2 separate regions of the Mus musculus genome follow, and region 2 is linked to region 1. A link is a loop called in an ENCODE intact Hi-C map of the cell type or tissue named here. Cell type or tissue: heart. All regions are shown on one strand. Each heading gives the region's core, and the rest is flanking DNA. Links, peaks and the distances in the headings are about the cores only.

The links. Peaks named below come from ENCODE experiments on the same cell type or tissue, not always from the same donor. Only the 100,000 strongest peaks of a DNase experiment are listed, where the experiment ranks them.
Region 2: it touches region 1 in a loop (2.5-fold over the local background); 5 of 42 quality-filtered maps call a loop at or near these places.

What each region holds. Positions count from the first base shown.
Region 1 is chr5:30,914,553-30,929,647 of GRCm38, forward strand. It overlaps Emilin1 (elastin microfibril interfacer 1), which reads left to right. Exons shown (of 8, transcript NM_133918.2): 2 at 430-555; 3 at 965-1,185; 4 at 2,382-4,307; 5 at 4,704-4,820; 6 at 5,379-5,396; 7 at 5,528-5,665; 8 at 6,063-6,723. The coding sequence ends at 6,400. It overlaps Khk (ketohexokinase), which reads left to right and starts at 7,007. Exons shown (of 9, transcript NM_001310524.1): 1 at 7,007-7,455; 2 at 10,187-10,303; 3 at 12,136-12,270; 4 at 12,470-12,604; 5 at 13,891-13,963; 6 at 14,969-15,095. The coding sequence starts at 7,364. In heart, for the core only: CTCF peaks have their summits at 6,873 (motif pointing right) and 7,096; DNase peaks (open chromatin) are centred at 3,659, 4,359, 6,259, 7,239 and 4 weaker places; H3K4me3 peaks cover 2,667 bases; H3K27ac peaks cover 2,857 bases; H3K27me3 peaks cover 919 bases.
Region 2 is chr5:30,864,803-30,879,897 of GRCm38, forward strand. It overlaps Mapre3 (microtubule-associated protein, RP/EB family, member 3), which reads left to right. Exons shown (of 6, transcript NM_001310516.1): 5 at 13-165; 6 at 326-1,304. The coding sequence ends at 394. Tmem214 (transmembrane protein 214) reads left to right here and starts at 4,777. Exons shown (of 17, transcript NM_144525.4): 1 at 4,777-5,016; 2 at 5,787-5,986; 3 at 6,618-6,768; 4 at 6,919-7,053; 5 at 7,270-7,352; 6 at 7,699-7,804; 7 at 7,885-7,966; 8 at 8,241-8,342; 9 at 8,693-8,834; 10 at 9,154-9,245; 11 at 9,511-9,559; 12 at 9,735-9,848; 13 at 10,049-10,166; 14 at 10,988-11,084; 3 more. The coding sequence starts at 4,866. The coding sequence ends at 11,988. In heart, for the core only: no CTCF peak of the experiment used is centred there; DNase peaks (open chromatin) are centred at 4,339, 4,789 and 7,949; H3K4me3 peaks cover 2,012 bases; H3K27ac peaks cover 1,967 bases.

The DNA.
Region 1 (15,095 bases), core at 3,579-11,578:
CCTGCCCCGCTCTCCTCTTTGAAGGCTGGGTGGAGGCACCATGAGCAGGGGGTCATGTACAGGAACCCAGCTTACTCAGCTGGGGCTTGAGATAGGCCCAAAGAAGTACACAGGGACTGTGAATTCTAGGGTACCCTGGGGCCCCACAGTCAGAAGGGCTGACTTCTCTGTGTGTGTTTTTATCATTATGTTTTTCCTGTCTTGAAAAGTCTTTATCTGCCATAGTGACACAAAGTGTGTGTTTGTCTGTGTGTGTCTGTGTGTGTGTGTGTGTCTGTGTAGGAGAGGGGAGTGGGTGCTGCCCCTGCAAAAACCCTAACTTTCAATGGGTCCTTAAGGCCCCCTTCATCTTTTGACCCTCCTTCAACCTCCGGGCCCACTGGGGCTTGTGTCTTTGGTCCTTTGGCCCAGGTAGGGTTGTGCCTACAGGAACTGGTGTGCCTACGTGGTGACTCGGACAGTGAGCTGCGTCCTTGAGGATGGAGTGGAGACCATTGTCAAGCCAGACTATCAACCCTGTGGCTGGGGCCAGCCCCACTGTTCCCGAAGTATCATGTGAGGCCCCAACTTAGGGGATTGGGTGCTTACTGGGATCCGGGCAAGGGCAGACAGCTGGTGGCCATCTAGGGGGTCTGTGCAAAGGAGGGAGCAGGGGGAAGGACAGGATTTCAGTCAGAACCATTTTGAGAAGACAGCCGGGTCCTAGCTTGGCTGGTGAGCTGCCACAGGCATTCTCCCCTTGTCCCCAACCTTTGGGACTTCTGCTGACACAGGTCAGTCTTAAAGAGATTAGCTTAGGGTTCCAGCACAGGGAAAGAAAAAACCAGGATTTAGCCCTTAACTAAAAAGCAGATAGCTGTTAACTGAGCAGGACCACACACTGGCTAGAGAGGTAGACCCAGCCTGAAGCACAAGACAACCAGCTGCACTGAGAGAATACAAAACCTTCCTTTCCTCTGGCCAGGTACCGGAGCTTTCTTCGCCCTCGCTATCGGGTGGCTTACAAGACAGTGACAGACATGGAGTGGAGGTGCTGTCAGGGTTATGGGGGCGATGACTGTGGAGAGGGCCCTGCTTCCGTTCTGGGCCCAGCACCCTCCACACCACTTCCCCGGCCCAGGCCTGTGCGCCCCAACCTGTCTGGCTCCAGTGCCGGCAGCCATCTCAGTGGACTGGGAGGAGAAGGTGAGCCTGCATGTTGCTAGGCATGGGGGAATCCTGGGTGGAAAATGTGGGGCCCAGCTGTGGAGGGAGGGAAACCTCTATGCTCTAAACTTGGGGGGAAGGTGGTTATAACAGAGGTAATGACGTCCCTGAAACTTCGAATGTTTGCATGCTTGTGTGATTTGAGTGTGTCTGGGGGCCGGGTGGGGGGCAGGGCAGAGCTTGGGGGAGACTGATTGAAAGACCTGAAAACTTAAGATCTGGATAAGACAAGAAGGCATAGAGACAATTTGTTCACATACTCCCTCTAGTGGCCAAGGTCCTTCGTAGTCGGGAACAGCTGTGGGAGAAGCGTGGGGAATTCCTTTGAGAATCTCTGTCTGCAGGGAAGATAGTTAAGACTACAAATCCTAGCATGCATTGCACCGGACTACAGGTCCCAACCCCCTCCCAGGCCCCTGGAGACTGCAGGTCCCAGAATGCAATCGCCTCTGTTGTGTTCTTTCCTCCTATGTGTATGAGTTAGGCTAGGCACACCGGATGCGTGGTCCTTTCCTGCCAAAGAGATAACTGAACTATAATTATGGAAACAGGAACTTCTGGTAAACTGGCTGGCCAGCCAGCACCCCAGCAGGCTTGCTGCAAGAGCCTCTTGTTTGTCCCTCTGGTGGTTTAGGGAAGGGCCCAGTCATTGCAACAGTGGCATGTGAAGTACTTTCCCACATTTCCATTTTAAACTGTTTGACAGCCCTAAAAGGCAGGACACATAGTGTCAATCGAATTTTCCAGATAAGGAAATGGTTTCCAAGAAGTCAAGAGGTCCTGGGGACAAGTTGGGTGGCCGGGTGATCTAAGTTTGAAATTTGACATGGCCACTTGTTAAACGCATTCTCTGGAACTACTTGCCTAATTTCTCTGGTTCCCCGTTTCCTGTGCCATCAAATGGCAAAAGTATCTGCCCAATAGAAAAGTTTTAAGAGCTGTGGTCCAAATCTGGCCCAAGGACATTCAGTGAATGGTATTTCCTTCCTTCCTTCCTTCCTTCCTTCCTTCCTTCCTTCCTTCCTTCCTTCCCTCCACTCCCTTTTGCCCAAATCATCCAAAGGAGAGCCTTCTGACCCTTGACTCTTGCTGGAGTTGGAGTAGGCAGAGACTGGGCCATAGAATCTGAGCTCTGAGATCCAGCTGCTCAGTCATCCGCCTTTCTCTCTCTTCAGGTCCTGTTGAGTCAGAGAAGGTGCAGCAGCTAGAGCGGCAGGTGAAGAGTCTGACCAAAGAGCTGCAAGGCCTTCGGGGTGTCCTGCAGGGGATGAATGGGCGCCTAGCAGAAGATGTACAGCGAGCTGTGGACACAGTCTTTAATGGAAGGCAGCAGCCAGCAGATGCAGCTGCCCGCCCGGGCGTGCATGAAACCCTCAGTGAGATCCAGCAGCAGCTGCAGCTCCTGGACAACCGTGTCTCCACTCATGACCAGGAGCTGGGCCACCTTAACAACCATCATAATGGAGGCCCTGGTGGAGGTGGCAGGGCCTCAGGCCCTGTCCCAGTTCCTTCTGGCCCCAGTGAAGAACTGTTAAGGCAGCTGGAACGGCAGCTGCAAGAGTCTTGCTCAGTGTGCCTGACGGGGCTGGATGGCTTCCGCCAGCAGCAGCAAGAGGATAGGGAGCGGCTGCGAACCCTGGAGAAGCTAATGTCCTCTATGGAGGAGCGGCAGCAACAGCTTGTGGGACCTGCCATGGCCAGGAGACCCCCTCAGGAATGCTGCCCCCCAGAGCTGGGTCGACGAGTGTCTGAGCTGGAGCGGAGGCTAGATGTAGTGACTGGCTCACTGACAGTGCTAAGTGGACGCAGAGGTTCTGAGCTTGGAGGAGCAGCTGGGCAGGGGGGCCACCCTCCAGGCTACACCAGCTTGGCCTCCCGCCTTTCTCGCCTGGAGGACCGCTTCAACTCTACCCTAGGTCCCTCAGAGGAGCAAGAGAAGAACTGGCCTGGAGGACCAGGGAGGCTGGGCCACTGGTTGCCTGCTGCTCCAGGACGGCTAGAAAAGCTGGAGGGACTACTAGCCAATGTGAGCAGGGAGCTGGGTGGCCGCATGGATCTGCTGGAAGAGCAGGTGGCAGGGGCTGTTCGGACTTGTGGGCAGATTTGCTCTGGGGCACCCGGGGAACAGGATTCTCGGGTCAATGAGATCCTCAGTGCCTTGGAACGCAGGGTGCTGGACAGCGAGGGCCGGTTACAGCTAGTGGGCTCTGGCTTGCATGAAGCAGAGGCAGCAGGGGAGGCTCAGCAGGCCGTGTTGGAGGGACTGCAAGGGCTCCTGAGCCGGCTTCGGGAGCGCATGGATGCACAGGAGGAGACTGCAGCAGAAATCTTACTGCGCCTCAATCTTACCGCAGCCCAGCTAAGCCAGCTGGAGGGTCTGCTGCAAGCCCGTGGGGATGAGGGTTGTGGCGCCTGTGGTGGTGTCCAGGAGGAGCTGGGCCGCCTTCGGGATGGTGTGGAACGTTGCTCCTGCCCATTGTTACCTCCACGGGGCCCTGGAGCTGGCCCAGGGGTTGGGGGACCAAGCCGTGGGCCTCTGGATGGTTTCAGTGTGTTTGGGGGCAGTTCAGGCTCAGCCCTCCAGGCCCTTCAAGGAGAACTCTCTGAGGTTATTCTCACCTTCAGCTCCCTGAACGACTCACTCCACGAGCTCCAGACCACTGTGGAGGGTCAGGGTGCCGATCTGGCTGACCTGGGGGCCACCAAGGACAGCATCATCTCTGAAATCAACAGACTACAGCAGGAGGCCACGGAGCACGTCACAGAGAGCGAGGAGCGCTTCCGAGGCCTGGAGGAGGGCCAGGCACAGGCTGGCCAATGCCCTAGCTTAGAGGGGCGATTAGGCCGCCTTGAGGGAGTCTGCGAACGACTGGACACCGTGGCAGGGGGACTACAAGGCCTACGTGAAGGCCTCTCCAGACACGTGGCTGGGCTCTGGGCTGCAGTACGGGAAAGCAACAGCACCAGCCTGACACAGGCCGCCCTGCTGGAGAAGCTGCTGGGGGGCCAGGCAGGCCTGGGCAGGCGGCTTGGTGCCCTCAACAATTCCCTGCTGCTCCTGGAAGACCGTCTGCAGCAACTTAGCCTAAAGGACTTCACTGGTGAGGACAGAAGGCGTGGTGGGGTGTGCAGGGAGGGAGGCCCCTTCTTGCTCCCTGCCTCGCAGCCAGTGAGGAGGCCTGGTGTTCTCGCCTCCTCTTTGTTCTGCCTCAGTCCTAGCCCCTACTGCTCATCAGGGAGGTTGACGTATGTCTGCAGAGAAGCTGTTGTGGTGTAGCTCCCTGCCCTCCTTCTGGTTGCTTAGATGGGCCTTTGGGTGGAACTGGGATGTGGCTTGTGCTGGTATGTGGCTCTATCAATCAGACACCTTGCCTGCAGCCCGAGGGACCCCGTGTCTCCATCAGTCTTCCCCATCTCCTACCTGTGGCGCCACCGCCTTTCCTGTCCGTTGGAAAGCATGGCTGACCTTCATCTCGGTTTTGGTTTTGTTACCATAGGACCTTCAGGCAAGGCTGGGCCCCCAGGGCCTCCCGGGCTACAAGGGCCTTCAGGCCCTGCAGGACCTCCAGGACCTCCTGGCAAAGACGGACAACAGGGGGCCATTGGCCCACCAGGTATGTTGGATGAGACACCACTATCCTGGCAGCCCTGCATAGTATTCCACACTGAGCTTGACGGAGAAGGAGTAAGGAAGCAGAGGTCCGGATGGCTGACAGTGAAAAGAAAGTGACTAGGAGCTGAATGAAAGTGGCCATTGGGGGCTGGAGAGATGGCTCAGCGGTTAAGAGCACTGACTGCTCTTCCAGAGATCCTGAGTTCAATTCCCAGCAGCCACATGGTAGCTCACAACCATCTGTAATGGGATCTGATGTCCTCTTCTGGTGTGTCTGAAGTCAGCTACAGTGTACTTGTATACATGAAGAAAACAAGAAAAAGAAAGTGGTCATTTGGCTCCTGGGCACTGTGGTCTCCCTGCCGTATTGCAGTTCATGTAGCGTATGAGGAGCTCCTGGCTGAGGCTGTGGTCTAGCATCTGCCCAGACTGGAGCCCACTTACGCTTTTCTTGGCATCACATTCCACACCTAACACCCAGAGCAGTGCAAGAGAGCAGATGTTGGGTGAGGGCATGGTGAGAGATGTCCTATTCACTGTGGTCCCTTTCTTCCAACAGGTCCTCAAGGGGAGCAGGGTAAGTCGTTAGACTCTGGAAGGGGCCAGGAGCTTGGGCCTGGAAGACTATAGTCCTCAGGCAGCCTGGGCAGCAGGGATGGGGACTGGAGTTTATTTATGAGCATCCATGCTAACACTATCTCTATTCAGGAGCGGAGGGAGCACCAGCAGCCCCTGTGCCTAGGGTAGCATTTTCAGCTGCCCTGAGTTTGCCACGGTCAGAACCTGGCACAGTCCCCTTCGACAGAGTCTTGCTCAATGATGGAGGCTACTATGACCCAGAGACAGGTAACTAAAAGGCCGACGGGTGGCCTAGTGAGGTAACGGGTGAAGCTGAGCAGTACTAATGCCTCCTTCACACCTCTGCAGACAAGTACAGCTTTTCACTTGTAATTACAAAGACCTCTATTCTTTCCATGCACTCACACCACAGTTAGGCAAAGAGAGAGTGGGGGAGGGGAGGAGACATCCACACCACACGGATCTTTACTGGGACAGACTCCAGCACACACTCTGCAGCAACTGCTGGAGATGCAGCAGGGGATTCCTACAGTGTACAGTTAGTGGAATAGCAGGGAAAGGACGGGTGGGCCACTCCACAGCCAGGAGTGCTGTACCCACTCTCCGAGAGACCTTCCTTGTCCCAGCCAGCGTCTCCCCTCCTGACTGTCATCCTTGTCTCCAGGTGTATTCACTGCACCACTGGCTGGACGCTATTTGCTGAGCGCTGTACTTACTGGGCACCGGCATGAGAAAGTGGAAGCAGTATTGTCACGCTCCAACCTGGGCGTGGCCCGCATAGACTCGGGAGGCTATGAACCCGAGGGACTGGAGAATAAGCCTGTGGCCGAAAGTCAGCCCAGCCCAGGCGCTCTGGGCGTCTTCAGCCTCATTCTGCCACTGCAGGTCGGAGACACTGTCTGCATCGACCTGGTCATGGGGCAGCTGGCACACTCCGAGGAGCCGCTCACCATCTTCAGCGGAGCCCTGCTCTACGAGGACACAGAGCTTGAACAGGTGTAGACAGGGTGGACCCGACCACCAAACTTATCTACAGGGGCCGCAGAGCCACCTGGATGGTGGCTACCCACCAAGGCAAGGGCAAGTCTGGCGACCACGTCCCGCTGCGGTTCAGGCATCCAAATCGGTCACTCCGTACGTTGTGACTGCGTGGTCTATGGGACCGAGGCATCTCCTCTTGACCTTTGGCCTCATTGCCGTCCCCACCAGAGCCCTCTCCGGGACCCAAGCTGCGGAAGAGGAACCTACCCTCCAGGGCTCTCCCCAGTCCACACCACCGTACTAAACTATTCAGGAATAAAGACACTTTTTTTTTTTCTACAAAACATAGCTATTCTGCTCTAGTACATGTTTGGGGGTAGTTAAGGGACAGGACAGGAGGAAACAGAGTTCTACGGAGGGAACCTAGGCTGGTGATCTTTGGGTGTGCTCCCTACTAAGGGCACCTGCGGACTCAGGGTCACGGCCACCGGTCCCCACAGCGGCCGCTAGGGGGCGCTAGGCCAGAACCACTGCGAAGGCTGGCAGCGTTCCCCGTCACGTGACACCGTTAATCTGGCGCGGGGGGGGGGGGCGGGGCCTCGGCCGGGTGGGCCACCTTGGCGGGGCGAGGGAGAGAACGCTTGCTTCTGTGCTCCGCCTGCGAAGGCGAAGTTTCTGTTGCCAGACTGTGCTAGTCCGGGTGGTCCAGGGTCTGCAGCAGGCGCAGAGGGATCGGAAAGGCGATGCATTACTAGTGCGCTTTCGCTTTGACAGCTGAGGCGGAAAAGTGAGAGGGCCTGCCATTGGCCGGGCTAGGTAACCCACCCTTGCAAAGCAGAAAGCTCCCTGCGGGAGGAGTTCTGCACGCAGAGGAGGAGCCAAGGTAGCCAGTGAGAAGTTGGGACACGGTCCTCCAGTAGATAAGAGGCAGAGCCCAGCAGGAACCCCCTCTGCTTGCGGGTAGGAAGCTTGGGGAGCAGCCTCATGGAAGAGAAGCAGATCCTGTGCGTGGGGCTGGTGGTGCTGGACATCATCAATGTGGTGGACAAATACCCAGAGGAAGACACGGATCGCAGGTAGGGGCGCCCAAGCCCCTCGGAGATCCCAGGGCCGCTGTGGTCCTGTCTTTTTGCGTGTCACTGCTAATCGGCTGCTAAACCAGGGATAGCCCTCTGTCTCCATGTGGTGAGGCCTGAGTTCAGCTTGGCGTTCTCTGTCCCGGGTCCCTAAGGGGTACTCTGTGAGAATGAAGACATGAGACTGGAGACCTTTAAAACCAAGACCCAGGGGGTGTGTTGTTTTGTTTTCGGAGTCTTGCTTTGTAGCCCAAGCTGGCCTAAACTCCTTTAGCCTCCAGAATTAACAAGAGTGCAAACGTATGCCTGAATCAAAACCCAGGCTTTCACTAGTGTGTTGTTGGCTGTTTACCATTTCAATCTGCCGATCATCAAAATCCTCAGTTTACAGAGAGGGCTGTAATGATTTTTTTCCCTCCTGAGCCCTCACACACCTGATAAGGTGCCAGACAAATTTTCCTCACCCCAAACCCCCAGGTCTCCCAACTCCTAGCCTATGCACTTCTAATTTACCGCTTACAGCTAAAATAAAACACCAGGTCGCTAGCAGTGAGTGGTATGTGATGTTAAACTACTCACATTTAAAAGCCTGGCCCTGGCGTTTGAGCCTTGCCTAGCTCAAGGACTGGCCGGCAGTGTAAGCAAAGCTGGAGGCTCTCTGGGTCAGACAGGGAGAAACTTGGCTCCTGAGCCACAGCAGGCTTTCTCCTGGAGCTAAGTGCCAAGAGGGGTCTTTACAAAGGTGGGTAAACATCTTAGTGGATGTTCTCAGAACATTCTCAATTGTCTGGTAGAAGTTAAAGTGTCCTTTGATGGCTCTTATCTTTGCTCTTGATAAAGGCCACTCCAATGTGCTGCTGTGCCGTGAAGGCATTCTGTGGGGTGGCGCACCGGCTTTCTCTTGGCGTGGTCTAGCACCCTGAACAATGAATGTTGTATCTTGGATATTAGTTAAAAGGAAGTTCAAGGTTGACCCCTGGCAAGACACTAGCACGCTGACAGCATTGAACTCACAGGGTCGGGGTCGGGGTCGCGGTTGGGGTGGGGGACTGGGTGCTCTTTGGGCTTTGGGTCCACAGAGTACTGTTGCAGGCTCCCTGGGAACTGTGAAAGACCCTTTCCTTAGCTGAGGAAGCAGGAGATTTGGAGGAGTGGAGTAGCACTTATCAAGCCACATTCGTAGCAAGCATCAGAGCATGATCATAGCTCATGTATGTCCCCACGTTTAGTGGGTGGCTCTACCTCCCGCCCTGATGTATTCCGTGTCGGTTGCTGCCCATCTTGGGGGGTTTACCCTTTGCTTTCAGTTACTCTTTTTGAGGTTAGAGCCCTTGCCAGGAGCACAGAGACAGTGGTACAGGAGCACAGGGTATGTCTGTGTGTGTGTGTGTGTGTCTGTCTCTCTCTCTCTTAAAAGATTCATTTATTTTATTATTTTTATGTGTATGAGTGTGTGTGTGTACCACATGCAGCCCTGATGCTTGAAGACGTCAGAAGAGGGCATGGGATCCCCTGGAACTAGAGTTACAGATGTTGTGAGCCACGATGTGGGTGTGGGAGTTGAATCTGGGTCCTTGGCAAGAGCAACAAGTGCTCCAATTTTTTATTTTATGAGCATTGGTGTTTTGCCTGCATTATGTCTGTGTCTGTGTGAGGATGTCCGATCACCTGGACCTGGAGTTACAGACAGGTATGAGCTGCCACGTGGGTGCTGGGATGATTTATTTATTTTATGTACGAGTGTTTCCTCTGCGTATGTATGTATTTACACCATTTATGTACCTGGCGCCTATAGAGGCAGAAGAGGACTTGGGCGTCCTGAACTGGGATTATGTATGGCTGTGAGCCACCGTGTGGGTGCTGGCAATTGATCCCTGGTCCTCTGAAAGAATGACAAGTGCTCTTAACCACTGAGCCATCTCTCTAGCCCTGAGCTTTTTCTTATTTGAGGAAAACACGCATATCTCATTATCCAAGCCCTCCAAAGATTGTATTCGAGCATGTAATACCACATTCTGCTAGACTGAAGACCCTGTTCCCTCCAGCTTGTTTGTCTGAAAGACTACTAGAAGGAGGACACTTTCTCTTCCTGCTGATAGAGTAAGTTCCGTTTGGAAGATAGAGCCCCTTCCCTCCTGACCTCAGGGTGCACTTCCTGCTGCAGACCTGGGTTTCTGTTTAACGTCCATGTTTCTGGACTCTGTTGAGTCTCCCAGAAGAGCAAGACTGTGTAGGATCCAGTCCTTCCTGACATCTCAGCCACACCTGACCTAGGAACTTTCAGAACATAGGGTTTGTAGTCAGATGGCCTGGCTCCTGTTTCCCAGAATCCATGCTGAGGAGAGCCTTCCAGACAAAGAGCCTCATGGTGAGCGCTGCTTCACAGCTTGAAGCTTCAGCAGAAGGAAGAGGTAACTGAGGAAGAGCCAACCCAGAGTTAAGAGAACCCTCACATTGAGATGGCCCCAGCAGGTGGGTTCCTGGTTCCCTAGAAACAGGTGGATGCGGCTGTGCACTCAAATACAGCCCAAGATGTGAGAACAGAGCCCGCCCTCATCCCAGCTCCTTCTCAGGACTAAGCCTCCGCAGCCCCACTTAGAAAATGAGCTGAAACTCAGATGTACCCAACTCTTGCACTCTGTGAATTCCTACCTAGGGGACTGAGGTTGGTTCTGTTTCCCACGGCGAGCAGTCAGCTGAGGCTGCAGAGACTTGCCCATGTGCTTTGCAGGTGCCTGTCCCAGAGATGGCAGCGTGGAGGCAACGCATCCAACTCCTGCACTGTCCTTTCCTTGCTTGGAGCCCGCTGTGCCTTCATGGGCTCTTTGGCCCCTGGCCACGTTGCCGAGTAAGTTTAGAAGGGAGTACCTGGTAGAGGGATAGAGCACATTGTCTACACAGTATAGGGAGACGAGAGTTGTCTGAACCCTGGGTGGGCTTGATGGGAGAATGGGTGGTGGGTGGTAGCCTACAGGAGAGTTCCAGACTCCCTGATCCTTCTGGGGCGGACCATCTGCTGCTCAGGTACTAACATCTCTTCTGTAAAGGTTCCATTTCTACAGCTTGCTGCAGAGCTTAGGCTGCCCACCACCTCCTTCTTTGCTTCCTGTAGACTCTGCCTTTGCCCTTCTCATGTCCCTTATCCTGGCTGTGTTTGAGGTAAAAGGTAGTGAGGGACATGCTGTGCCCTTCCCCTCTTCAGGGGCATCCAGCATCCATGGTTACAGGACGAAGGCCGGCATTGAGGAATAGGGTCACTGCTCCTGTCTTCATTGTAAGTACTGAGAGTACACTCCGCAGGACATCATGAGGTCATATAGTAACACTAGGTCCCAGACCCATTTGCTCTGGAGGCTGTGTGCCACAAGTGACCCACGCGTCTACTCCATGTCAGCCACTGCAAGGACCCAAGAGCCCTTTGACTCTTGGCACTGTCAGCTCAGCACACACTTATCAGGAGGTGTGGCCCACACTTTGCCCACTGTGGGCATTGGAGCAGCCTGCCAGGTTGCTGGACTGTAAAGCCCAGCCCTTTGAACCCTAGTTTGAGGGGCTGTTGCCAGCCACATTCCCAGTCTTGGCAAACTGGAGCAAAGCTAACAAAGTGAGAGACCTGGTCCTGGAGATGGGACAGTCATCCCTTCCTAGGTGGAAGCAGAACGCTGGTTCTTGCTTAGAATAGTGGACTTTCCTTTATGGACCAATCATATTTGAGGGGTGAGCCATTCAGAATTTTTTCTGTGCATTCAGCAAACATTTAATATGCCAGACACTGTGGGTGCAAAAAAGTCAGTTAGCAAACAATATTTCTAATGCTTTCGGGGGCACTATTAAGGGACCCTTGAGTTGTCAAGTCAGGAGATGATGCACTGCATCCGACAACTCTGTCGAGCTTAGGTACTTCTTACCGAAAGGGAGGTCTGCTCGTAGTGAGAAAACCCAGGATGGCTGGGCTGCTGGGCACAGTTGCCAGCTCTGGGGTTTCCTGGCCGGAGTGGAACCAGCCTCCTTGCTGTCCCTCTGGGCTAAACTTGAAATGATGTTCCTAGGCTCATTCTAACTAGAGGACATCATGTGACATTGTCCTAGATCAGGCCCATATTTAGGGACCTCCCACAAATGCACCAACTCGTTGCCCATAGGGGTTGGTCTAGTTTTTAGAAGATGGTACCCAACAGGTCCCCTAAGGTGATATTACTTCCTGGCTAGAGAGGTACCATGGCAAGATTGGAAGGGATCCCAGAAAGCATTGTGCCATGAGGATGAACATGCAGAGAGCAGCCGGGAGGGGTCCAAAGTATTACCTTGGTGATTAATTATTGATTCTGCCTGCAAGAACCAAGCCACAGTACCCATATTCATTAAGTTCAAATGGAATTCAGGCTCTAAAGCCTTAACTCTACCTCTGTCTAGCTTTAAGGATGGGGAGCAAAGCTCTGCAGTGTGAACTGCACTGAGACTGACCTGCAATGTTCAATCCTGCTTCTCTGATATCCAGGCTCTGCACGCTGCCTCTCTTGTCCCCTGCTCCCACCTGTGACAAGACTGAGATTGCCAGCTCCCTCCTACTTCCCTCTGCTCAGCCCTCTGCCATTCAGGGTCCCTGGAGGCCCTACTCTCTCCCTGGTAGTCCCCCAAACTCTTCCCAAGCTGCTCTTCTGGGTTACTCTGCCCTGGCAGTTTTGTCCTGGATGACCTCCGCCAACATTCTGTGGACTTACGATATGTGGTCCTTCAGACCGAGGGCTCCATCCCCACTTCTACAGTCATCATCAACGAGGCCAGCGGCAGCCGCACCATTCTGCACGCCTACAGGTTTGTACACCTGTCTGCTCTGCGCTTTGCTAGCTGCTGCCTCGGCCATCACTATACTGCACTCTCCAGACAGGACCCTTCTTCTCTGAGGCCCATGTGCTCCAAAGCACCCTTCCCACTCCCAGAGGAGATCTAGGCTATGTGTAACTCTAATCTGTGTTTCCTTGCCCTCTCCCTGGCTCGGGTCCCTCCCCCAAAGCTTCCTGGTGGCTGACTTCAGGCAGAGGGGCGTGGATGTGTCTCAAGTGACTTGGCAGAGCCAGGGAGATACCCCTTGCTCTTGCTGCATCGTCAACAACTCCAATGGCTCCCGTACCATTATACTCTACGACACGTAAGGGCCCCTTGGCCTTTCCCTACCACAACCCACCAATCAGTCCCCCCTCTCATCACTGGGCAAAGCAACTGATCTCCATCCATCGCTCCTCTACAACAGAAATTGCCCCCTTGCCAAACTGTTCAGTAATTTCTGAATTGTCTTCAATAAGGGGAGAAGTGAGGTGGGAAGGGGTAATCTCTGCCCTGCTTGGTAATTTGCCCTTGACCAGCACAAGGGTGGGCAGGCAGGCCTGTAAAGAGTGTAATTCATGATATGATTTTTCATAATTAGCCAATCAGCACCTTGGGTCTGGGTGTATGGAGATGGGAGACAATGCAAAGAAAGCCTTGATGGGCTAAGGGACCCACTGGGACTTCTAGAGTCAGTTCCAGAGTTTCGAGCCTGCAGCATGGCGTCAAAGAGCTGAGGTTTAGGCCCCTTCAGAGGAAGCCGAATGTGTCAAAAGGGTGTATCTCAAAAGTGAGTGGGCATTCCCATACTAGAGGTGACTTTCAAATTGGGCAATCTTTTTCATCTATCTATTAAGCAAGTGGTGATTGGCAGCAACTCCAATCAAGGACGTGCACACGGTACCTCAGGTAGGGAGAGGAGAAGCTGAGGAGAAAGGTTTATTGCCCTCTGGCCTGGATCCAGGCATATTCACATACATATCTCCAACTGCAGAAGGCCCAGGAGACCAAGGACTTTTATACCCAGAAAGGCTCGCTCATGCCACTGGTGAGGATGGAAGGCACTCTACTGCACTACAGAAAAAACACATGTTGTGTGGCCAAGGCCACCTAGACCAGCCAAACAAAAACTCTTCCTCAGAGTGCCAGTTTTGACCTAAGGGATGACGTGGGGAGCCTGACTCAGTAGGGTGTTCTGTCAGTTGCAAGCTCCCAACTAAGAGACTAACTAAAGAAGCTTTGTAGTTCGATGTGTGCTCCCAGCAAGGGGCCTTCTGGGAAGTGTAGTCTCAGCAAGAGGCCTTCTGGGAAGTGTAGTCTCACACACTCATTCTGGAGGACGTGGTTTCCAAGGAACATGGGGCTGGCTTCTTGTCACATGTTGTAATTGTGTTTATCCTTGGATAATTTAACACGGACACACACCACCACCAACAAAAAAGGACACCTAAGCAAAGTAGGACAAGGCTCACCTCACCGTAGGGCTCAGAGCTCTGTGCTCCCCAGCCTCCTGCCATGCTGCTGGTATCACTACTAGATACAGGGTCCCTAGCTGTCAGAGAACCTGGTACTGGCTGACCTCCTTTTTTCCCTTCCTGTCTTGTAATGTAGGAACCTGCCAGATGTGTCTGCTAAGGACTTTGAGAAGGTCGATCTGACCCGGTTCAAGTGGATCCACATTGAGGCAAGCCCTTCCCTACCTGTGTTTCTAGGGGCTTAGCCTGTCAGGCCCTTCTGCATGGTCAGCCTCTTCTGTAATTTCTTTGAACCATGAAATATGGTAGGGATACTAAATAGCTCTCCCCATCCCTCTCCACTCCTGTGTTTTCCTATGAGGAAACTGAGGCCCAGAAAGAGAGATACAGGGGCATACAATCACAGATAGCACTGGGCAGAAGACCCCATTTTTGTGTTAGGCTACCTCCCTCCTGGTATCTGCCTTTGCTGACTTCTTTTACTTCTCAGGACAGGAAGGACAGGAAGGAGAGGGTCTGGAGGGAATTAGAACTTTCTTTCCAAGGGAGAAGTTTTGGGATCAAGATGAGAGGAAATCTTAAGAAGTGCAGGCATCCACTCCTTGTCTCATCATTTGACTTAGTCTTCAGGTTGTGTCCCTCTCCCTCTCCATCTCTTCTTCACTTTTCCTCTCCTTTCCCGTCTCACCTCCCTGGTCCTTCTTTCCCTCTTTGTCTCATTCTTGTTCTCTCTGTGTGTTTTGTTTGTTTGCTTGCTTGCTCTTTGTTTGACACATGGTCTGGCTATGTAGACCAGGCTGGCCTTGAACTTACAGAAATCTGACTGATTCAGTCTCCCAAGTTCTGGGATTAGAGGAGTGTGCCTCCACACCCAGCCTTTTTCTTTTTTGCTTCTTTTTCTGTCCCGCCTTTCTAGTGTTTTACTATGTAGCCCAGGCTAGCCCAGAATTCACAATCTTCCTGCTTCAGCCTCTCAAGTGCTTTGTTCACAGGCATGTATGTCCAGCATCTTTTATTCTTCAGTCTCATTTGGGAAATGAAAAATTTGGCCAATAAGGTCTCCAAGGTCCATGACAGTCCTAGAATTATGTAGCTGCAATAGTGCTCCAGCCCAGCTTCCTCCAATCCCTCTCCCTGCTCACCCAGAGGTCCATCAGGGAGGAAGGAATGAACTCTTTATCAGCTAGGCTCTGAGCTGCCCTGTCCTGCCCCAGGGCCGGAATGCATCGGAACAGGTGAAGATGCTGCAGCGGATAGAGGAGCACAATGCCAAGCAGCCTCTGCCACAGAAGGTCCGGGTGTCGGTGGAGATAGAGAAGCCCCGTGAGGAGCTCTTCCAGT
Region 2 (15,095 bases), core at 1-8,000, 53 kb before region 1:
GTGCCTGCGCAGCTGCTGGACTTGAAGCTGACCGTAGACGGGCTTGAGAAAGAACGAGATTTCTATTTCAGCAAATTGCGAGACATCGAGCTGATCTGCCAGGAACATGAGAGCGAGAACAGCCCCGTCATCTCGGGCATCATTGGCATTCTCTATGCCACGGAGGTGAGCCCTCTCTTCACCTCCCTCCCACTGCTCTGCTGAGACTCGAGAGCAAGCTAGAGCTCCTGAACTGGTGGCCACTCATGCCTTGTTTCTAGGCTGAGTGTGAACCTGATCCTTCCCCTTGGCCAGCTGCCTTACCATCTCTCTCTCCCTCCTCCAGGAGGGATTTGCACCCCCTGAGGATGATGAGATTGAAGAACACCAACAGGAAGACCAGGACGAGTACTGAGGGAGGCGCCAGCCCTGGCTGACCACAGCTTCCCTGCCCACCTCCACTCTGCCCACCCCAACTATGCCCACCCCACATTATAGTCCTTTCCTTTCAGCCAGTCAGCCAGCTGGGTGCTTTGTGTCAGTGCCACAGCATTAGGGAGCCGGACGAGTGGGGTTCAGGGTGGTGGGGGAGGCTTGGGCAGGTGAGAGGACGAGGCCCTGTCTGGGTCCCCCGAGTGGCACTGGCCCAGGGGACGTCCAGGACCCCTGTCCACTCCCCACTCCTATTTATTTCCGTTGTCTCTATGCTGTGTTGGCCAACACTTTCCAGGGTGCCGCTGTACCCCACAAGCCAGCCACCTGCTCCCTGGCAGCCAGCAGCTGTATATTTGACAAAGTCATTGGTATATTTTTACTTACTGGATTGCCCTTGCACTTTACCTGTTCTTTTCCAGGGCTGACAGCAGGGCTTGGGGTAGTCTTTCTGGCTTGGCTCCCCTTCCCTAGAGCCGAGACTGGGACAGGACTCACCCATTCTTATTTATTTTGTCTTTTGACTTCTCTCTCAGTAGATGAGGGAAAGGCTGATATGAGGAAAGGGAAGGGAAGCTGAGGAGGCAGTGCTCTGGGTCCAGGGAGCATGCGAGAGTAGACATGACCTCCAGGCACTGGGCTCCCCCACCAAGCCCCTGCCTCAGCACCAACACCCAGCACTGCCCCAGGCTTCCTAGCCACTCCCTCCTGCAGCCTAGTTAGACCACACAGACTCTGCCTGGCCCCCATTGTCTGTCTGTCCCCCATTCTCTCACCCCCACCTTTGCCCCTTGGGCACCAGCCTGCATATCTGTTCAGTTTTATTTAAATAAATTTGTGTGGCAAGCCATGATTTCCTCAATTGACCCACAGCAAGGGGTCAGAACATAGCACCTTCTCTGTCTTTTGTAAGAGGATAGCCATGCAGCACACCTTCATGAGCAGAAGCCACCACTGACAACCAGGCTCTGACCTAGACTCAACTCCCACGACTGAGGACTCTTTGTGAGGCAGGTAGTATGTGTATTTCTCTGGGAGATGTAAGACTGTCCCTGAAAATGGGATGATACCAACAGCCCAAAAAAGGACTTGTTCAAGTTGGTCTTGGTGAGTAACAAGGGTTTGTTAGGGATGAGTTACAGGCCAGTGGATCACGAAAATACCTCTCTATAAAGACCCCTAGCTAGCTGGTTTATACAGTTCTTTTTGTTTGTTTTGTTTTGTTTTGTTTTGTTTTTCGAGACAGGGTTTCTCTGTGTAGCCTTGGCTGTCCTGGAACTCACTCTGCTGTAGACCAGGCTGGCCTCGAACTCAGAAATTTGCCTGCCTCTGCCTCCCAAGTGCTGGGTGGGATTAAAGGTGTGCCCCACCATGCCCGGCGGTTTATACACTTCTTATGTCTAGGGCAGGACTGATGCAAACCTGGGCTAGTGTTAAAGCACCAGACTCAGGTAGCATAGGCACAGAGAAAACTAAACACTGAGAAAATTGTGTTGATATGTACTGAAGTCCTTGCCCTTGCCAGCACAGAGCCAGTTCCTGCAAATGCTGTCCAGTTGACGTCATGGATGAAGGAGAGGATGGCTTGTCTCCCTGCAGTCTGGGGCACCAAATGGTGGCTTCCTGAAAGACAGTTGTAGGATTTGAAGTGTTCTCACCACAACAGGGAGTCCTCAGGAGGAGAATGAAGTCTAGAGCTGTGGCTGTAAGGAGGGCAGCCCAGAAAGTGGCCATGGGATGACTGGGGAAGGAGGGGCTTCTTGGCCAAGGACTGTTTTGTTGCAGACTCTTTCAGGCTGGCCTGCAGGGTAACCCTCTACTCCTTGTCAGAGCTCCCACACATCACAACAGCTGTTGCAGCACACATGCCTGTGGCCCAGAGAACAGCTGGGTCTACATGGTTCCTCTTTTTCTTTTCCTATTATTTTTGCATACGTGTGTAACACACACGTGTGCATGTGTGAAAACTAGAGCAAGCACTCAGTTTATACTCCAGCCCCCAAGTGGGTTGTTTTAGAGCAAGATTTAACCGGAAGGAGGGTGTTGTTGGCTATTTAAAAACTACTTGTTATTGTGACCTGGCCATCCACCCAATCACTGACCCAGAGTCTTATTAATTTAGCCCAATTATTGGGCGATTACCCTCAACTCTTTTCCTACGCTAGACCGGCTGTTCTTAGCTATACTCCCATAGTACTTGCTGTGTGAGTCTCATCCAGGCTGGTTCTGCTTCATCAGCTGTCCTCGAGGTACACTTCTAGGCCTGCCTTACCCTATCTAATGGTGACCTCTTTAATTTGGGGAGTTTGGTTTATACAACAAAGGCCAGTGTATGTGAGGATGGAGCCAGATCTTGGGGTTCAGCATTTACCAGGCATATATAAACAGCACAAACCCAACAGAGACAGGAGTCAGATACATTCCCTTGTCATCCACACAACTCCACCCTCTTGAAGTGTGTTTGTCAAAGAGACATAATAGCCAAGGCGTGGAAACCCAGCAAAGATCAAGAATGCTGAAGTGGATGTGAACCTGTTGGGATTGTCTAGACCAGTGGTTCTCAGCCTTTCACAGGGGTAACCAAAGACCACTGGAAAATACAGAAATTTACATTAAAATTTATAACAGTAGCAAAATTACAGTTATGAAGTAGCAACGAAAGTAATTTTATGGTTGGGGGTAACTCCAACATAAGAACTGTATTGAAGGGCTGCAGCATTAGGAAAGTTGAGAACCACTGAAGTAGACCACACGTGCGTGGCAAGGCTTGGTGAAGGTGGTAGAAACTTTGGTTAGGATTTAGACTTTTTTAAAATTTTTATTATTTTATTTATGTATCTGTGAGTCTTTGTGTGTGGGTATGTGCACAGAAGAGGCCATCAGCTGGAGCTATAGTGGGGAAGCCAGTTTTGTTTCTCTTCCCAACATAGGCCCTCTTCTGTGATGATACCTGTGACAGCAGGGATTGGACAAAGGACCATGTGGTGTCTGAGTAGAGGGAAACAGCATCTGAAAAAGGAACTGACTGCTGATCAGCACAGATACCTTCCTTGCCAAATACATTCCATCTCAGAACCCCTAAGACAGGCAGCTATGGCTGGGCCTAAAGGGGATGGAGGACACCAGAAGGCTGCAAGGGTTGGTCATCCCTCACCTGCCTTCTTTCTCTGTGACCCATCCTTCACACAGGCCTGGGTGCTGTTTTTTAAGGGTCATGTCACCTTTTCCCTCTCCAGTTTCTAGAGTCTAGAGAATAAACTCCAGATTTGGCGGTCATGATCCTTTTCCAATTGTATGAAGTCATGTCGAACTACTTTCAGTTTTGTTATATAGTCTACCACTCTAGACCTTTGCCTAAATTAATAAAGCCATACGATTGAAGCAGTCTCTCCACAAGCCATGATCCCCAACCAATGAAAATTCTCCCTTCCTGGGAGTCATCTCAACTGCCACCTGTTTCAGAAACCACTTCCCTCCCTCTCCTAGGGCTTCAAGCATCCTTCAGCTGAATAATTTACCCTGTAAGAAAAGTGGACCACTCCTTGTCAGTGATGGTTTATGTCTTTAATCCCAGCACTCAGGAGGCAGAGGCAGTCAGATCTCTTGAGTTCAAGGCCAGCCTGGTTACAGGGAGAGTACCAGGACAGCCAGCTCTACACAAAGAAACCCTGTCTAAAAAAAAGTAACCAAGGAGGTTTGGGGGGGATAATGTGTACAGCAGTGCGGGAGCATGAGTTCCACACAAGCACACTAAGCAACATATTTCCTTAAATGTGATATTTTCATTGCTGTTTTATCATTCATCATGCTCCCTAGCTGGGATCATTCAAGTTTTGTAGGCCGTCTAGGGTCGGGACCTTGCTGTGTGATTCTTTCAGTCTAGGGCTGAACATCTGGAACATGGCATGAGCCAGAGCCTGTCCTTTCCTGGCTGCCTCCAAAGGGATCATGGCCTGGCTGCCCCAGACTTTTCTCGCCCTGCCATTGAGCTACTCTACTAAGTTTTCTCAGTCTTTCTGCCGCTCTACTTTTCTCCCCCAAGTCTGCATCGTCCCACTCCTCGGCAATTAAGTTTGTTGGCCGCCAAATACGAAGTTTAATTGCTAACAGACTACTACTTTCTAAGAAGTAAGAACACATTTATTCCTCAAATTCTCCCGAGGTGAGAACTATTTTCATTCCATCCTTCAGGAGCATTGCAAAGATAAGAAAAAAGGGAACAGTCCCATTTCCATGCGGGTCAGAGGCGAGCCCGCCCGCAGGTGCAGGGTAGGGATTTTTGCGCCCCAGGGGCGGAACCTGGCCGCCGCCATCACTCCCCAGGCGCTCGGCGCGGCGCCGTGGCGCGAACGGACTACGAATCCCAGGGTGCCTTGCGGCGGCGGAGGCAGCAGACGTGGCACCGCGCGGAGGTTGTCCGGGGCCGAAAGCCGGGAGGTGGTGGAGCTGAAGTCATGGCGGCCAGATCAGCGGGTAGCGGTGGCTGGGAGGTGGTGAAGAGGGGCCGGCGACCTGGAGCAAGCAGCGGTGGGCGAGGCGGCGGCGGTGGCAGTGACCGCCGGGCGCTCGGGGAGGCAAATGGAGTGTTGAAATACGACCTGAGCTGTGAGTATCCGCCGCCGCCCACCTGGGCCTGTGGGGCAGGGGCACGGCGGACAGCTGCGGGAGCCGGGAGCCGATCCTCGGGAGCCCGGCCACGGTGACTCAGGGACAGCACGAGGAGAGGTGGTCATCTCCGCTGCATAGGTCGGAAGCGGAGGTCCAGAGAAGCCGATTTTCGAGTCTGAGGAGACTGGAATTCCGATCTCTATCTGTCCAAGCCTTTGCACACAACCCTCTCAGCTGCCCCGGCCCTCACTGGCCAGGTGTCTGAGCCACGGAGCAGAGGCATCTGGGATCCTACATGGAGCCCCTTCTTATATAACCAGCAGGTGTGAGAGGAGTGGATGAGAAGGCCAGCACTGGGATGAATAGCCCGACATATTCTCCAACCAGGAGTTAATTTCAGTGTCACCTGTCCCCACAATCTCCAGAGAGGGAGAAAAATTTTGCCACTTGTTGAGTATATAGAGTTGTCATCTCAGAACTAAGAAGAATTGGGGGTGGAGGCCGTGCTGGAAAAAGTGTGGTCTAGTTCCCATATACTTTAATTGTTTAATAAAGAACTGGGAGGGCCTGGGACCTGACTGTGGTGGTTGAAATCAGCCACCCGGAGGGCTCTTTCCTGTTTTTCTAAGCTGCTTCCAAGGAAGAGAGGGCTTGGGCCAGAATCTCCCTCTAAATGACTTAGGTGCCTCTACAAAGAAGAGACCACTGTACAGTGGGATCTGGGGTCTTAAGGGTGGCCTGCTGTTTTCTACCTGTCTTCATTCCAGCACCAATCCAGACTACAAGCACTCTTTATGAGCGTGGCTTTGAGAAAATCATGAAACGGCAGAATAAAGAGCAAGTTCCACCCCCTGCTGCAGAGTCTAAGAAACCGATAAACAAGAAGCAACCAAAGAAGGTGACAGCTGTTCCTAGCCAAAACCAGAAACAGGGCCCATTCCGACGCCTGGAGGACGCACTGAAAGCGGTAAGTGTGCCTAGGCTTGGGGACTGAGAAAATGGGGACTTGGGACACTCAGGGGTGTTCCAGACAATATGGAGATGTGGAAGGAAAGAATGCGTGCACTTAGAATAGAAAGAATGTTGGTATTTGTCAGAAACATAGGTGAGCAGGAAGATGGAAATCCCAAGAACAAGATGGAGACATTAGAAAAGCTGGTTTGGAGCCAGGCGTGCTGCCGCACGCCTTTAATCCCAGCACTCGGGAGGCAGAGGCAGGCGGATTTCTGAGTTGGAGGCCAGCCTGGTCTACAAAGTGAGTTCCAGGACAGCCAGAGCTGTACAGAGAAACCCTGTCTCGAAAAACCAAAAAAAGAAAAGAAAAGAAAAGCTGGTTTAGATTCTCAGCTCCACAGAAGCAGTGGTCTCTCGTCTCCTGTCTTGCCCTCTGTTCTTGCCCTTGAACATGAACAGGTCCTACATCGCAATGTGGGGCACTGAGATCATCATTCTCAAGGGTCCCGCCCCAGGCTTTCTTAGGATCTGGATCTGGCAAAATTGTAGGATTCCACATATGAAAACCTCCTTTAGCCACTTTCCTACCCCTGTCCCACTCCCCTTCCTCTTACAATTCACCATGGAAGTCTCTGCCCTGACAGCTGGATGTGGCAGCTCTGCAGAAGGAACTGGACAAGAGCCAGAGCGTGTTCACTGGGAACCCCTCCGTGTGGCTGAAGGACCTGGCCAGCTATCTCAACTACAAGCTCCAGACTCCACGGATGGAGCCCACTCTGAGCCAGTATCCACATGGTTAGTCCCCTACCCCTCAGCTTAGATAAGGCCAAGGACATTCTCAGAGGTTTGATGTTCCTAATAGTCCTGGGTCTCCTTGGGGGAGAGCAAGCCAGCCTTCATGCAAGGGCATCTGGTCCTAGCACTCACAGAGGCCGATGGCCCCAGATTATCCCTACAGCCTTGTGAGCCGAGAGCTACGTGGGATCATCCGGGGGCTCCTGACCAAAGCTGCAGGGTCTGTGGAGCTCTTTTTTGACCACTGTCTATTCACCATGCTGCAAGAGCTGGATAAAACACCAGGTGAGAGCGCCCTATGGAGGATGACCGTCTTGAGAGCAGAACTTCTGTTTTTCCTGCCTTCAGCGTGGTCATCAGTTCCCTTTACAATAAGAAAAGTGCTAATCTACACATTTTTGGAAAGGGAAGTGATTAGGAATTCGACTCACTTCTGGAAATAAAAAAGTGTAGGATGTCAGGTCATATGAGTAAATCTGAGAACCGAACCCATCTCTCTAGGGGAGTCGCTACATGGGTACCGCATCTGTATTCAAGCCGTTCTGCAAGACAAGCCTAAGATTGTCACCTCAAACCTGGACAAGGTGAGAGGCCTGGATGGTGCTGGGGACACAAGGGGTAGGACTAGAGGACCAGACAGACCACTGGGCTTGGAAAGAAACAGCAAATAATACATTAGCATTCCCCACGCGTACTCTACTAGATAAGGGTGGCCCGTGTGTTCATTTTATCCATGGAATGGGTGGGCCATAGAGGTCCCCTAGCTCCCCTAGAATTTGTCAGGCGGTTTGAAACAAGTGGGGGAAGCTGTCACGACTCACTATGTGGCACTGCAGTAGAGTTGTGCTGTCCTTGACACCTGCCCCACAAGGATCTATAGTGCTCCTGGTGCACGGCCCTTTAACCTGCCCTTTCTCCTCACCTCCTCAGTTCCTAGAGCTTCTGCGGTCCCACCAGAGCCGACCAGCAAAGTGCCTGACCATCATGTGGGCCCTGGGGCAAGCGGGTTTCACCAACCTCACTGAGGGACTGAAAGGTAGCAAACAGAAGGATGGGTTGGTGTCACCTCTGAGGCCCATGCATGACTCTGAGACTTGCTGACTCTTGATTCCGCAGTGTGGCTGGGGATCATGCTGCCTGTGCTGGGCATCAAGGCTCTGTCTCCCTTTGCCATCGCATACCTGGACCGGCTGCTCCTGTGAGTAATGGGGGGACAGCGAGGGGAAGGCCCAGGGTGTCCACAAGAGGCTGTTTCAGCAAAATGGGATGCCATGATCCTGGTCTCCATAGATGCGAGGAAAGTCGGGACCAGCTCCTCCCACCTCCGAGTGATGGTGAGGAAGGAAAGGGAGGGAGCCATTGAGGGCTGGGGCTGGGGTAGAGTCTACGCCTTTCCTCTGGACACTGCTTAGCTGAGTTCATGGCTGGAACACCATAGTGGTTTCCAACAAGCCTGCTCCTTCTTTGTCTAGGATGCATCCCAACCTCACCAAAGGCTTTGGCATGATTGGCCCCAAGGACTTCTTCCCCCTTCTGGACTTTGCCTATATGCCCAACAATTCCCTGAGCCCCAGGTAAGCCTGCTCTGGAACTGTACTGCAGAGGTATTCCGGTATAGAGGCGAGTCACAAGCACAGTAGTGCACTTCCAGTCCCCTTCCCCGCCAAAGCCACGGCTGTAGGCTGCAAGAGCTCTGTGGAGCCCAGAAATTATATCTGTCCTTGAGTATGACAATCATTTTAGTGTTAGATTGGGCAGTTTTTAGGGAGAGAAGCCTAAAAACTTTAAAAACTTGTAAAAACTTTGACAAACCTTGCAAGGTGCTTCTGTGAATAGAGACTCAGAACCATCCACAGATGCTTAGCGACTCTACCTCACGGGCTGCAGTTCCATTTATAGCCTGAGCCTGGCCCTCTTCCCCTAGCCTGCAGGAGCAGCTGTGCCAGCTCTTCCCCCGATTGAAGGTGCTGGCATTTGGGGCCAAGCCGGAATCTTCCCTGCACACCTACTTCCCGTCATTCCTGTCCAGAGCCACCCCTAGCTGTCCTGCTGCCATGAAGAAAGAGGTGAGAAGCCTCCTTGCCTCCTCCTCGGCTGCCGATTTTCCCCCTCAGCTCCCTGCCCCGCCCAGTCCTGCTTTTGGCTCGGGCAGGTCCAGTCCAACAGGTGGGAGAGCGCTCAGTGAAACCCTGTCACTTCCAGACAGGATCCCTAAACTCAAGCTGCAGCTCAGGAACCACACCTACCCCGCACCAGGATAGCTTCTCAGGGGCCTGGACAATTCTCCTCAGCCTTTGTGGCAGATGTCTTGTTACTGGAAGCCCCAGTGCCCCTCCTTTTCACCATCCTGAGGGCCCAGCATTCTCTCTCTTTTGTCCTGTGCAGCTCCTGGCCAGCCTGACCCAGTGCCTGACTGTGGACCCCCTTAGCACTAGTGTCTGGAGACAGCTGTACCCCAAGCATCTGTCACAGTCCAGGTGAGTGGCGGTGGGGTCACCTGATCTACACAGAAAAGCCTTGTAGTCTATGCTTTCTAGACTAGCGCTGGTGTGTCATCCCGGAAATACTGATCGCTGCCCTCCAGGCTCATCCCTTGCAGTCTGAGGGAGACAGCAGCTGGGGTGTCCTTTAAAGAACTACTGTGGGTGGGGGTCTTTCAGCCCTAAGAACCTAGGAATTGGTAGGCAAAGAGGGCAAGCAGGCCCAGGGTCTGCTGACTGAAAGGGGCATACTCTTTTGCAGCCTGCTGCTGGAGCACCTACTCAAGTCCTGGGAGCACATCCCCAAGAAGGTAATGAGCTGGAAGGGTGCGGGAGCTTGGGGTTTGTCTTGGTTCTTGGTTTGTGCCCCTTAACTGCTGCCCTCCCTTTCCTGTGCCTTTGACACGAATGTGAAGCGAGATGGAGGCTCAGAATCCTCTTCCTAGCCAGGGCTCAGCTCTAAACTCAGCTCTTGGTATTCTGTAGGCACGGAAATCTTTACAAGAAACCATCCAGTCCTTGAAGGTTACCAACCAGGAGCTTCTGAAGAAGGGCAGTGGTGGCAGTGAGCATGTTCTCACCTGTGACACAGCCTGCAAGGTGTGACGCCCAACTTCCAGCCCACCCGAAGGCCTCCATGTGTCTAACACACCCTGGGTTAGATTGGGTCACGTCTCTGCCTCCCCCATCTGTGGATCCCCCATGACCTCCAGCTCATATGCAGGCCTCGCTTGGGGCTTACAATGGGAAGCAAGGACCAGCCCTTCCCCTTCTGAACACTGTGTTCTCTGTCTCGCCAGGGCTTGTTGCAACGGGCACGGGGTCCTCGGCCACCCTGGGCCCGGCTATTCCTGCTGCTTCTGGTCTTTGCAGTAGGATTCCTATGTCATGACTTGCGGTCAAACAGCTCTTTGCAGGGTAAGTAGTGGTTTGTCGTCTGGGAAGAGGACACGATGGGGGACACAGAGCTATGTGTAGCATCTCCAGACCACCCTTGTTCTGATGAATTCTCAGTGCCACAGAGCAGACACTGCACCTCAGTCTGCAGAGGCCAATCGTACTAGGACTTTCCAGGGGGGAAATGGTTAGAAATTTACATCACCTGAACACATGTTTTCTCCTTTTAACTTCTGAGGGAGAAGAAAGATTTAGCCTCAGATTAAGATCATAGCTAGTAGGACCAGAAAGAGGTAGCCAAACATGCTTGCAAACACAACAACCTGAGTTCCTTCCCCAGGGTTCCAACTCAACACAACTCCTCTGACCTCTGAGTGCATGCTGTAGCATGTGTGCATGCATACACTAAATAAGCTAGTACATGTAATTTAAAAACACAAGATCGGGGCTGGTGCATAAGAGCACTGACTGCTCTTCCAAAGGTCCTGAGTTCAAATCCCAGCAACCACATGGTGGCTCACAACCACCCGTAATGAGATCTGATGCCCTCTTCTGGTGTGTCTGAAGACAGCTACAGTGTACTTAATTTAAAAAACAAAAACAAAAACCAGAAGATCACAGCAAGTAAAAGGGCAGAGAGTCAAACCTGAGGTTTTCTGACTTCTAAGTCCAAGACCCCACCCAGTGTCCCACCCAGTGTCCCACCCAGTGTCCCATTCTTCCTGCTCCTGACCCAGCAGAGGGTATTCAGCCCCTCTGGCCAGATCATCTTCCAAACCTGTCTAGTGAGACCCGAGAGCACAGGACAGTGCCCCACTGCCTCACTGGAACTCCCTTTGCAGCCTCCCTCACTGGCCGGCTGCTTCGATCCTCCGGTCTCTTGCCTGTTGGCCAGCAAGTGTGTGCGAGACTCTCCTCCTACAGCCTGCAGAGCTACAAGTGAGCTACTGTCAAGCGGGGCAGAGTGGGCAGGCATGGGCAGTGGGAAGTACTAAGTATACCCCTGTCCCTCGTCCTCCCCGTTTTTGGCTGTTTGTTGGTGAGCATGTTGGCTAGGGGAAGCTTAGAGTGCACCTCTCTCCCTCTGGTTTCTCTACAGCTGGCTGCAGGAGACCTTGCCAGCCTGTGGCTCCCACCTGCTTGCTGTGGTACAGCCCAGTCTGCAGCTGGCCTGGACACACATCTATGCCATATTCAGCTTCCTTTCTGCCCACTGTGCCTCCTACCTTGCCTGCTTCAGTGATAGCCTGGCTGGCTTCTTTCAGAGGGTAAGCTGGAGATCAGGAGTCAAAAAAGAACCCATCCTCCCAGGGACAGAGGCTTAGAAGGGAACAGTTCAGCATGAGCAGAAGCCCTGGGAGAGGGGACATGGCCGTCAGCATCTTACCTCAGCCACTCTCATGGTCCCGCTGCAGGTCCAGCTCCCTGAGGCCCTGCAGCAGCTCTTCCACGCCTTGAAGGAACTGCTGCTGCTCTTCTGCCATAGCGTGCTGCTGCCCACATGGCACTTGCTGCTTGCAGCCCTGGCCCAAGTCCAGGAGCATTGCCATGAGGCCTGCAGGTAAGACTTTCACTCTGGTCCCTGGGAACAAGGTATAGCATCCATTTTGTCACAATCACTCTGGAAAGAGGGTTATGGGTTTAAGCTGCAGCCCCATGGGCTGACACAGGCCCATGAGTGATCCCCAGCCCTCAAATGTTCTGCTTTTCTCCTAGAGGGGACGTGACCTGGGACTGCATTAAGACACAGTTGAGCAGAGCTGCCCAATGGACCTGGCTCTGCCTGCAGGATGTCACAGTGGCTTTCTTGGACTGGGCACTCACCATGATATCCCAGCAATAGACCCTGCCTGCCTGGCCACTGGTTCTGTGGTGGGCTACCTATCGGAGTAGAGGAGGCAGCCCTCTTCACTTGGTGCCTGACTTCTGCCTCCTAGGCAAGAGACCAGGTATCTGCCTCACTTCTCCATCTTCAGGAGACTGGACAGGAGCATCCCAGCCTCCTGTCCACAGGCCTGTGAGGTCTCTCAGGCCCAGTTGCACAGCATCCAAGCCTCTTCTAGGCTGGGAGCCTCTCCACTTCTCCCTGTGGTCCTCCCATCATCACTCAAGCAGCCACAGTCCACCTCCAAAGAAGAGAAGTAACTGCCTTTCCTTGTCCCTGGTCATGACTTAAATCACAGCAGAGAAAAGGAAAGCACTTCAGGAGGGCCAGCACCACAGTGGGCAGCAGCAGTGTCACTTCTACCAGCAGCCTAGGTGACTGTCAGTGGACATGCAGGCCATGTGGACAGCCTGTTACCTCAAAACACCCAGAACAAGCACGCCTTCCCAGGAGGCCACTTGTCCCCTACTCTGTCAGAGCCTTGGCTTCTCAACTCCATTCTGCTCGCTGCTGGGGCTCCTCTCTATCAGCTTGGTTCACAGCACAGCCCACCTGAAGAGCAGCGCCCTCTGTCAGCCTGCTGAAGGGGGTCAGCATATGGCTCCTGGGGAGAATAAAGACACAGACTGGATTTCTAGCTTTCCTGTCTGAATCTTCATATAGGACTCCCCATAGTTTAGGGACAAAACAGCAGAGCCTTGGGCCTCTGCCTGGGGTCTTGCAGCAATAATTGAGCTTCTAGCAGGGAAAGTCTACCTTTACCATTCAGAACTAGGTTCCTCGGATTCAGTTGGCTTTGGTGATTTTGTCTGACTTGTCGATGATTCCTATCTAAAAGTTTGCCTTGGTGTGATGGGGAAGGCAGGAGCAGAGCTGGGCAGGCTTCCAATCCATAATTTATTAATTGGCTCATTTTATGAGGCAGTGGGTTTAGAACTCCAAGAGACAAAACTTGGGGAAACAAAACAAAACAAAGAACTCCAGGGCTTAACACCAGTCCTCATTTTGGTTTAAGACAGTTCATTGTGGGTGTTCTCATCTTGTGGGCTCTTGGTGACTAAGAAGTGCAGCTTCGAAGGCAGCTGTGTTTCCCAGAAGTTTCCCCATGGCTCAGCAGCAGCCACTTCCTCCCTCAGCCCCTCTCCTGTGGCACCTGGAGATGCCCTCTGTCCCTTCCCTAAGTGAAATTAAGGTAGCAAGTTTGGAACCATCTTGACCCAATTTATACAGCCTGGCCTCTGGCTTTTGCTACTTATTTTAGGAAGGAAACAGCCACAGAATCTGCTCCCTGCTGGCTTCCTGGCAGTTGTCATTCCCAGTGAGAAAAAGCTCTGTCCATCCAAGGACCAAACATGACCTTCTAAGTCGGATTGTCCAAGTGCCCCACATGTTCTGTGTGTTCTTGTCAATCAACCACAAACAGTTCACCCTACTTCATATATTGGAGAGGCCAGCCTGGAGCAGCCACAGCACGTGACAAGGCTGGCAGAACGCTAGCTTGATTTTTTTGTTGTTTTAAATCCAGCAACTTTAGCTATGTGTTTTGCTAGCTTCTATTCTGCAGTGATTTAATTTGGGTTCATATTTTCTGGCATTAAAATCCTTAATGCGCTGGGTATGGTGGCGCACGCCTTTAATCCCAGCACTCGGGAGGCAGAGGCAGGCGGATTTCTGAGTTCGAGGCCAGCCTGGTCTACAAAGTGAGTTCCAGGACAGCCAGGGCTATACAGAGAAACCCTGTCTCGGAAAAAAAAAAAAAATCCTTAGTGCAACATTTTTTTTCAACTTAGATCAGTTGGCTTCTCCATGGTGCATCATGAGGACACTAACACCAACTTTACTTGGCTCTAAGCCTATTGGGGAAAGGAGCGCTCTTGTTCAGTTGTTTTGCCCCAGATGGGAATGGTGCAGCACTTTTCCTGTTTACATGAGTACCACCTGCTCTCCATTAAAGCAAAGCCAGACATCCAGACGGTTCGTTTTTACAGAGCTGTCGACAAATCCGAGTCCAAGATGAGCTAGTAAATGAAACCAGTGTGAAGCCCAGACTGTATTCTAGTGCTGACTCCTTCACCAGTGACAACTGACTGGGAGGGAAAGGGCCTGACCTCACCCTCACCACCTCAGCCACACCTCATGCCGCTGCAGCTCAATGGGGAACCTGCCAGGAAACTGAAGGGCAGGGGATTGTCTCATTATTACGAGTTCTGACTCGGACCTGGAAGTCACGGAACATTGTTAAACAGTTGTGCTGTTCTATTATGTGTCAAATTTCTACCTTTCCTCTGCTTGACTTTTAGGTAAGGGTAACCTGGTGTGGCTGCATGACAGATAAAGGACAGAAAATATGGCTGGGCTCATACCTGCAGCATTTGTCAGTTCATTCTCAAATCGCCACCGACCTAGTGTGGCTTGCTTTCCACAGTGATGGGCATTTTGTCCGTTCTAAAACATCCCAGTTGTCCTTCACATGGGTGTCTATATGGTTGGGTAGCTTCTGAGCACTTTATTGCCGTCTAAGAGATATGAGATATGTGAATACTTAGCCACTCTTTTACTGAAAGGGTTTAAGTATCGTGTATTTTGCCCCTTAAAAAAACTAATGTGCAGAGCCAGCCTGTGTGGTGGTGGTGCACTCCTCTAATCTCAGCACTCAGGAGACAAAGGCAGATGGTCTCGGAGTGTGAGGCCCCCCTCATCTACAAAGTAAGTTCCAGGACAGCCAGGGCTACGTAGAGCTACATAGAGAACCTCCTTCCCTCTTCCCTCCCTTCCCTCTCTTCTCTCTCTCTCTCTCTCTCTCTCTCTCTCTCTCTCTCTCTCTCTCTCATTTATTTATTTTATATATGTGAGTATACTGTGGCTGTCTTCAGACACACCAGAAGAGGGCATCAGAGCCCAACCTCTGGAAAAGCAGTCAGTGCTCTCATCTGCTGAGTCATCTTTCCAGCCCAAGTAACCCTATACTCAAGCCCCCCCGCCCCCCCAAAAATCTATATACTATTAGTGTTAGCACATGAGTAAAATTTTTTCTGATCAAGTGCAATTTTACAGCAGTTTCGGAT